2 separate regions of the Homo sapiens genome follow, and region 2 is linked to region 1. A link is an interaction called in ENCODE POLR2A ChIA-PET data of the cell type or tissue named here. Cell type or tissue: endothelial cell of umbilical vein. All regions are shown on one strand. Region 1 overlaps SH3RF1 (SH3 domain containing ring finger 1). Region 2 overlaps SH3RF1 (SH3 domain containing ring finger 1).

What was found. Peaks named below come from ENCODE experiments on the same cell type or tissue, not always from the same donor. Only the 100,000 strongest peaks of a DNase experiment are listed, where the experiment ranks them.
Region 2: POLR2A ChIA-PET joins it to region 1 with 5 read pairs; 4 of 35 experiments call an interaction of 5 or more read pairs at or near these places.

What each region holds. Positions count from the first base shown.
Region 1 is chr4:169,139,996-169,144,995 of GRCh38, forward strand. The region is part of intron 4 of SH3RF1 (SH3 domain containing ring finger 1); the gene reads right to left. Among named protein-coding and RNA genes, the nearest start is that of SH3RF1, 130 kb to the right of the region's middle. In endothelial cell of umbilical vein, no CTCF peak of the experiment used is centred here; no DNase peak of the experiment used is centred here.
Region 2 is chr4:169,235,931-169,240,930 of GRCh38, forward strand. The region is part of intron 2 of SH3RF1 (SH3 domain containing ring finger 1); the gene reads right to left. Among named protein-coding and RNA genes, the nearest start is that of SH3RF1, 33 kb to the right of the region's middle. RefSeq lists an enhancer at 4,683-5,000. In endothelial cell of umbilical vein, no CTCF peak of the experiment used is centred here; a DNase peak (open chromatin) is centred at 2,711.

The DNA of each region.
Region 1 (5,000 bases):
TTCTGCATTTGATTTTTATGCATGGACAGTAATATTTGTTAGCAAGATGCTGTCATACTTTAAAATTACTTGAGATTTCTTCTGAAGCAGCACATATTAGTATTAAAAAACACTGCTCCTTGCTTCCTGTATCAGTTCCAGAGAAAATCATAAAGTTAAGACTATTTGGTAGAGGCATTAAGTAAATCAGGCAGAAACATAAAGCAGCTTTTGCTGTAAGTATAGCAACCTTTGGTAACAATAGGAAACCAAGAATCTGATAGCTTTTAGTAGAATTTTGATAAAATTCATGTATGAATGTTTGAGCTCAGTAGTGTGAGCTTTCTGTGACATTTATCTAACTATGACCTTTAATGTTAGGAGTACACTCATCACCTGCAAAATAAATTTGTATCCTAAAATACCTTCTTCCAAGCATTTGGTAAGGAGCTTTGATAAGACTTAGGTTGGATATAAGGTAAAATTCAGTATACTGGAGATAAAAGCAGGGATTCTATTCATTACTCTTAAAATTCTTATGCCCCTTTTTGGAAAAAAGTCTAAAATGTAGAAAGAATGTGTTTTTGAGAGTTATCAGAAGTATAAATAAATATGAGATGAAATACTGACAAAAATAATATTAATAAAAACAACAAGGCAGCTTAAGAAATATTAAAATAAACTTTTTTGTGTGTATGGTTGCCCTCTTTGCTAGAGAGAATATAGCCTTTTTTAAAAGGCGGGACTTACAATATTTTAAAGAGAAAAAATTTTTTAATAAGAACTAAGTTGAATAGTTACTATTTTATAGGAAGCTTTACAGATGAATCAGTCTGTAGCTTCTGAGCACTACAGGATACAAACAGTAGATCTGAGAAGTAATTATTTTAATTCACAACCCACTAGAGCAAGCTTGTCCAACCCACGGTCCTCTACATGTAGCCCAACACAAATTTGTAAACTTTCTTAAAACATTATGAGATTTTTTTTGAGGTTTTGTTTTTTCTTTTCTTTTTTTTTTTTTTTTAAGCTCATCAGCTATTGATAGTGTTAGTGTATTTTATGTGTGGCCCAGGACAATTCTTCTTCCAATGTGATCCAGGGAAGCCAAAAGATTGGACACCCTTGGTATAGAACATTATGAAGTAAAAAGTAAAAGGCCTCAGCCAGTTCCCCACATCTGTCTCTTCCCAACCCACTTCCCAGATGGATTTCCATTTAACAATTTAAAACATATCCTTCATTTTCTATGTAGATGTTGTTATACATGTATCTACTTTATTGATTTTTAATACAAATAAAACCAAGCAATCCATTCTATTCTCTCATGAAATAATATTTCATGAACATCTTTGCATATCAATAGGGATAGGCTGATAGCATGGTATTCCATTTTATAGAGACGTTGCCATTTACTATGTCTTGGCAGGCTCGTACAAGCATATCCATAGGGTAAACTCCTAAAAGTAGAATTTGCTAGATCAAAGTGTAAGTTTAAAAATCGTTTTTTGAAGTAACAAGGTGTATTATATTGTTTTAACTTGTATTTCTATTTATTAATGAGATTAAGCATCTATTTTCTTTTTTTAGGATTTGCTTATTTCCATACTCTATCCATATTTCTATTGGATTGTTAGTATTTTTCTTATAGACTGATATAAATACTTTTTTTTTTTTTTTGGAGACAGGGTCTCCCTCTGTCATTGAGGCTAGAGTGCAGTGGCACAATCTCAGCTCAGTGCAACCTCTGCCTCCCCGATTCAAGTGATTCTCCTGCCTCAGCCTCCTGAGTAGCAGAGATTATAGGCAAGTGCCACCATGGCCCGCCTAATTTTTGCTTTTTTTTTTTTTTTTTTGAGATGGAGTCTCGCTCTGTTGCCCAGGCTGGAGTGCAGTGGCGTGATGTCGGCTCACTGCAAGTTCTGCCTCCCAGGTTCACGTCATTCTCCGGCCTCAGCCTCCTGAATAGCTGGGACTACAGGTGCCTGCCACTACACCTGGCTAATTTTGTTTTTGTATTTTTTTAGTATAGACAGGGTTTCACCGTGTTAGCCAGGATGATCTCAATCTCCTGAGCTTGTGATCCACCTGCCTCGGCCTCCCAAAGTGCTGGGATTACAGGTGTGAGCCACTGCACCTGGCCTTAATTTGCAATTTTTTTAGTAGAGATGGGGTTTCACCATACTGGTCAGGCTGGCCTCAAACTCCTGACCTCAGATGATCTGCCTGCCTCGGCCTCCCACAGTGCTGGCATTACAGGCGTGAGCGATTGCGCCTGGCCATAAATACTCTTTTTATATTATGTAAAGTGCTCTTTAACTTATATGTATATATGTGTGTATATATTTATGTCTATTAAATTAAAAATAATGTTCTAATTTGTTATTTATCAGTTTTTTTCCACTATTGCATCTTGATTTAACATCATGCTTTAAAAACCTTTTCATTCCACAATTGTTTTAAATAAGAAACCTACATTTTTTCCTACTTTTTAAAATGTTTCCTTCTTTTCATTCTTTCTTTTTACATCTCCGTCTGTGAACCATATGCCCATCTGGTTTTGCATAAAGAATAAGGTCGGGAAAGCATTTAGCACTTTGTTTTTCCACATGACTCAGCAGTTGTCCTATCATCATTTAAATAACAGTCCATCTTTTCCTCACTGGTTTGAAATGCCATGTTTTAAATGTAGCACTTCAACATTCTACTGCATCACTAAGTCCAATGTTCCTTCCCCAGATAAGTCAGTCACTTTGAAGAATATCAGGGAATGAATGAAATGCTATGGAATGGAAATTCATGCCCATTTACATCCTCTCAGCAGACATGAAAATATTTTGCCTCACATTATAGTCCTTTGCAAAATGGTCCATAATGGCAATGAGAAACTGGTATTCCCATTTGTCTCCTATTCTTCCCTACAATTTAGGTAATAAGGTTTTTGTTTTTGGATGACCTAAATATAAAAGCAAGCTCAAACTTCATTTATAATGCAAGACTTACCCACAGAAGAGGAATAACTAAGAGACTGAAGGGATTACTCAAGAGTCTTTTAAAATTGATATGAAAGCCTCCCTCAGGTAACAGCTCCATTAAGGTCTCTGTAAATATTTGTTGAATGAATAAAAATGTTTGTCTCTTAGAACTATCAAGGGAAGGAAGTGCTGCCTCTAGCCCAACACTATGCAACTGAAATATAATATGAGCCACACTTGGAATTTAGATTTTTTGGTAGCCACATTTTAAAAGACAGAAAGAAATAGGTAAAACTCATTTTAATAATACATTTTATTTAGCCCAATGTATCTACACTATGATCACTTCAACATGTAATCCATGTAAAAAAGTACTGAGATGGGTACATTCTTTTTTTGTACTATGTCTTTGAAACCCGGTGCGAACGGAGTGCTTCCATCCCACTCAGTTTGGACGAGTCTCGCTGCAAGTTGCTCAACAGCGACATGTGCATTGGATGGCACAGCTCTAGACTCTCCATAGCTCCTGTAGGGAAAGAAGCTGCAACACAGGGTGGCTGTGCTCCCGAGGCTCATTAAGCACAAAGAATTTGCTGAACAGAGAAAAGAAGACTGAAATGACTCCCCTGACTCCCTATGGCCCACATTTCTGACGCCTCCTGGGTCCTGAAGCAGTGCACTGGCAGCAACTACAAGGGTTACTCATTTAAGCAGTAGGACAGGGAGGAACACGGACTCCTAATACAAGCCTCACTACATCCTGCCAAGGGAAAAGGATTTTCAAAGTTAACTACCTGGCTGCACTAGGTTAGGAAGGTGAAACATCAGTTACGTAGCTCTTCACTTATTTTCATTATCTTCACTTCTGTTGGCCCTAGCTGTTAAAAACAAAATAAACTAGAATTTTCTTGTTCAGGTTTCTGACTTTGAAATGTAAGGTATAAAAAGAGGGTACATGTCATTAAAAGCCTAAAAAGAATTTTAGCTGAGGTAGCTGAAAAAGGGACTGTCAGAGAAAACCACAGGAAAAGCCCTGAACTTCACACCGAAAGGTTTAGGTTAGAGTTAGGTCTTTGTCCTCACTGGTTCAGTAATCTTGGGTGGACCACATAAATTCCATGGTTTTGGTTTCCCTAGCTGTACAAAATGGGAAGGTAACATCAATTTTACACACCCCAGGTAGAAATGGGCATGGGTTAAAGTGCTCTGTAACATGTAAAGTGCTATATGAACATGAGTTATTCTTACTATTCAGAGTCCCAGCTTGCCATTAACTTGCTTTGTTGACTTGGGCAAGTCATTTGACCTTGGGTATGCCTCCCATTTCTCATTTGTAACATGAAGCAAGACTTAATGATCTGTAAAATTTTATGCCTAGGTAAAGTACAATACCTATTCTCAACCCAAACAAAAATATCCCATTCAAAATATTCAATAGGCAAAGACTTCTGTGTTGGGAATAGGGTCCTCAGGTATTCAGTGACCAGAATCAAACCTAATGGAGCCTTTTACTCACCCAAATGTTTTTTGAGTGACTGTTAAAAGCCAGGCACAGTACTAAATGAGGGAAATAGGGAAACAGAGACACATCTTTTCTGACTCATGATAAAAGAAAACCTAAGAAACAGCATGATGGATTAAGGATAGGAGGCACAAATTCACGTGTCTGCATAGCTTGGGCAGTTGAGGTCAATGAATGAAGAAGGCCAGATAGAGACCAACAGAGAATGGCAGGCACACTATAGTGAACTATGGTCAACTGGGGACTGTCTGCTTTCTTTCAATGGGCAACTACTTGGCAGGGTCAACTGATTTTTTTTTTTAAGGAAAGCTTATGTAAAACCTCCTGAGTTTACATCTTAACAACTAATTTTTAAAAACCACTCTAAGTCAAGCATAAAAGTCATGGGGATCGTACTAGTTGGTGATCTCTGATTTAGGGAAGAAATAATAGAGAAGAAAATAGTAGGGGTAAGAGGAAAAGCAAAAGGCCCTCAGAATCTCAGAATCCACAAGAAGACCTTGCAAAGTTTCCCAGGCCAACCA
Region 2 (5,000 bases), 96 kb after region 1:
TCAGCCTCCCAAAGTGCTGGGATTATAGGCGTGAGCCACCGTGCCTGGCCTACTTAATTTCTTTCAGTGACATTTCCTCTGCAACCTAAGTGACAAAACTGTTCTGGACAACATTTGCCTCAGGATCCTTGCCATGTGTTTTCTGACAGTTCTAGCCACTGGCACAGCATCTGTAGCCCAACTGCCCAGATCCCAGTCCTGGCTCTACCATAAACATTACGATTCTTCTCTCCCTCTAGACACATGGCAGGACTGCCCTTTCCGACCTCCTTGAAATGGAATCATGGCCTAGTAACTCACTTTGGACAATGAAATGTGGGAAGTAAAACATGTCACTTCCAGATGGAAGCTTTAAGCCAGAACTCGACTTGCCAATTCCCTTCCTGGAAGCATGTGCTGAGATGGAGCCTTTGTCGGCTGGGTCTCTGAGTGACTCTAATGACTATAATGAGCGGTGTCCCTCTGCCAATCCACACAACGTATACCTTGAGTGAGAAATAAGCCTTTGCTGTATTAAGCATCTCAAATTTCAGGGTTGTTTCTTACTATTCCATAATTTAGACTAAGTAATATCGTTACTTATTAGTTGGTGTGACCTTAAACAAGTTATGTAACCTCTCTATGTCTGCTTCCTCACCTGGAAAATGGAGATAATAGTAGCAACTACTTCGTAGTGTTGCTATGAGAATTAAATAAGTTAATATACATAAAGTACCTAAAACATTGCCTGGCACACAGTAAGAACCCACTACTGTCCCCAGAAATTCTCATGTAAGCTAACTCATGGATATCATTACTCTGGTCACCAGTCTCTAACAATCTGAGACATGGATATGTAAATACATACATTGCTTCTATATTATTATTCCCATAATAAAATGCTACATATGTAGGCTCAAAGGCTAACAAATAATTCACTGACAGACACAAAAGACTGAATAATAAAACCCAGGATATCATCTGTTACAAAATGGCATGGAAAAATATCTCCAAAAACTACAAAGTAGAAGAGAGACGATTGTATTTAACTGACCCAACTTTTGCTTCTGTCTCATCCCCTGCCAGTAATACATACATAAACAAGCACAAATATGCACACGCTCCCTTCTCAATGAACAGATTTAACTTGCCAGCCAACTAGAAAGAGATTCAACAGAAGGAGCCAAAAATGTGGTGCCAACTGGCTGTGTGACATGCACAGCAATGTCTCCTAATAAACCAACACCTGACGTCTAGTAAGTGGGAATACAATAAGCAGAAGAGGAGTGATGTGATGTAGGAAATCAACCTGAAATGTTCCCAGACACACGGTGAAGGTGATTTGAAAGTCATACTTAGACTCATGGATTATTTTCAAAAGCATTAATTTTCCAAAGGTGACTTTCACCAGGTGTTTATTTACCTGGGGGACAATTAAAGCTGATTTCAGGCTGGACACGATGGCTCATGCCTGTAATCACAACACTTCGGGAGGTGGAAGTGGGAGGATGGCTTGAGGCCAGGAGTTCAAGACCAGCTTGGGCAATACAGCCCAACCCCATCTCTATTTTTAATTTTTTAAAAAAGAGAGGCTGATTTCAAGAGGGGAAATGGTTATACATACCCATAAGGTAGCTGCCTACATTGACCACCAGCATGCTAAAAATATGAATTTGGGAATTATATCTCCAGCTGAATCACAGGTACAGTAAACAAATCCAGGAAATTTGGCTGCAGTGAGTTCTGGACAGATTTCAAAACTTATTAAGGAGAGTGCCTTAAGACCAGAAGAATCAGCAAAAAGACACAAGACAGTAAAGATGAATACATATTACTGATAAAGAATTAGTAATAAGACTGAAAAGAGTATACCCTACAGTCTTATAAGAAATAAGAAATAAGCTTATTCAAGACCTGTAGGACCAATTTTAGCAAGAATCCTGCTAAATCAATTTATGATTTCCCCCCCGCTCCACACCCTTGAAATCTGATCACCCTTGATATATAGCTCCTCATCTCCCACCTTTGATCTGTAAGTCCTTGGCCTGCCTTTAGCAAGAGTCCTATTAGGTCGGGTTAGCAAGAATCCCCCTACACTTGATGTCTCCTCTTAATAATTTTCCCCTCTTAGTGAATTTTCCTCTCCCCTCACACTCTGCCCATTGGCTATAAATTTCCAGCTGTCTTTGCTGTATTCAGAATAGAGCCCTATCTCTGCCTCCTACTGTAATACTCTAATGCAATATAGTCTTCAATAAAGCTTTACTTACCATCTCAACCAGCATCAGAATAATTTTTCCTTTAACATATCCAAGCTTGGTCAGAATTAGGGTGTACCTACACCTACCTGCACTATTAATACTCCGCACAGCAGGGAGAAAGGAACTACCTACCAGGTGTCATGGGCATGGAAGGATGTGAGGAACGCTAGCACTGGCCAAATACAGTGGCCTCACAAGCCATCTTCACCTTCAGGAAAATGAATATTGAGCTGCCACAGACACTCTGCTGCCCTCTTAATTTACCATTACCATGAATCTACAGGATGCTCTGTTCCAAACACCCAGTACATTCTTATACATCTTGTCCTGATAGATGCCTGTGAGGTAGGCAGGGCTGAGAATTATGAATTGTTGTCTATCAGGCTGAAGTGACTTTCCAAAAATTGAAGTTGACAGCAATAAGGTCAAGAATCAGCTCTGTGCTGTTTTGACGGAGTGAGTCATTGCCTCCTTGAATCTGGCACATACCAGCCAACTGTCAAGGTTTGTTCTTCCACATGGTCTAACTGCTAAATACAAAGTATACTAGGTTTGTCAGCTTAGGGCATGTTTGCTTCCACTCTGAAAACATTTCAGCTGCCCTAATATATTGCTATAAAGAATTCTCTTATTATTACTGTCTTCCTCCTCATATTTAGCTCTGTCTTCCATCACTTCAAAAGAAGCATTTGTAGCTTCCCCATCCTCTTTCTTTCTAGTTGACTTTGAAGACTATCTATATAAGTATTTCTGGCATAAAACTGACAGGTAAATGACTTCAAAGCTAATTTCCGCCCCCCCCCACCCCTTGCCCTTTTTCAGTCTCAAGATACCATGTCAGTCCTCTATTCACTCTCAAAAATGATGGCTTAACTGCACAGTGCCGTTCTGGGTCAATTCTTAAATATACTAGAATATACTAGACATATCTGGCTCATTTAAGTCATTCTTCACCAATCTTTCTTCTTATTTACCTCCTTCCTCAACTTGGAAATTTTGCCTTTTCACAATATGTGGATAGCCATTTCTGCCAAGATTGTGCCGACAAGACTGGTTATAAATCTACCTACTTTGTAAAAGGGGAATATTTTTGTAACCATTGCATATCTCTATTAAAACATGAAAGAAACACTGAAGGCCAAGTGTTCAAGTGACACGCAGGAAAAAAAAAAGCTGATATTCAGAAAGCCAAGCATACAGAGAAATAATGAGAGGTTAATGAAGTGAGTTCTGAATCACAAGTGCTGTTCAGAAAACAAAAAAAGACATCTGTGAAGGCTGACCTTGGAACTAGTCACTGTTATTCAGTCCATATGTATGTATGTTTTTATTAAAATAACTGTTCAAAGTTAACTTTCATCCAAGTTAACTTCTGAAGAAATAAAAAGGCATCACGTTAAGGTTTCAAAAATTTAACCATTCTACCTTTAGCAATGGTTAGTCCACCTTATTTTCACACATTTCCATCTTAATGAAAGCAAGTACATTAAAGGATACTCAGAATAGCTGCAAGGCATACCACAAGATGTACCACAAGATTAGAAATTTCTTTAAAAGTAATTAAGATCGGCCGAGTGCAGTGGCTGACTCCAGCAATCCCAGCATTTTGGGAGGCTGAGGCTGGTGGATCACCTGAGGTCAGGAGTTCAAGACCAGCTTGGACAACATGGTGAAACCCCGTCTCTAATGAAAAAAATACAAAAATAAGCCGGGCGTGGTGGTGTGCACTTATACTCCCAGCTACTTGGGAGGCTGAGGCAGGAGAATCTCTTGAACTCAGAAGTCAGAGGCTGCAGTGAGCCAAGATCACGCCACTTTACTCCAGCCTGGGCAACAGAGTGAGACTGCCTCAAAAAAAACAAAAGTAATTCACATCTACAGTGAGAATTACAAAGCACAAACACTCCAACTGCACACTGGAACATCTAAGAGTAAAGTCACCAAGGTATTTCTTAAAATAATCAACTTTTCAAAAGTCAATTAAAACTTCTCAAGGGGTATTATAATAAATTCAGTTTTACTTAATTTTTTTTTCTTTTTTTTTGAGACAGGGTCTCACTCTGGCACGCAGGCTGGAGTGCAGTGGTGCAATCTCAGCTCACTGAGCCTCAACCTCCTGGGCTCAAACAGTTCTCCCACCTCAGCCTCCTGAGGTAGCTGGGACCACAGGCACAAACCACCATGCCCGCCTGATTTTTTTAATTTTTTGCAGAGATGGGATTTCACCACATTGCCCAGGCTGGTCTCAAACTCCTGGGCTCAAGCAATCGACCTACCTCAGCCTCCCAAAGCTCTGGGATTACAGAGCGTGAGCCCTTGCATCTGGCCCCCTTCACTTAATTATTTAAGAAAGCAGTTTGAGAAACTGTTCAATTTAAAGATACCAACGTGTATTAAGGAGTTTTTGAGTTTTCTTCTTTAACAAATAAATAAATTGTATCTATTTGCAGTGTACAGCATTTTTAATATGTATACATTGTGAAATTATATCAAGTTCATTAACATATTCATCACCTCACACACCTGTCATTTCTTGTGAGAATATTTGAAATCTACTGGCCTAGCAGTTTTCAAGTCCATAACACATTATTACTAACCACAGTCACCATGCTGCACTTGCCTGTTTTATTCATTACCATACTTATACCGCTTGTACATAAGCCCCTCAGTAAGATGATCCATGTATTCACCAGACCAAACTAATTATCACCCAAGCATCCCCCTCATTGCAAGGAAGCCTTTTAAGTGAAGTGAAGCTTT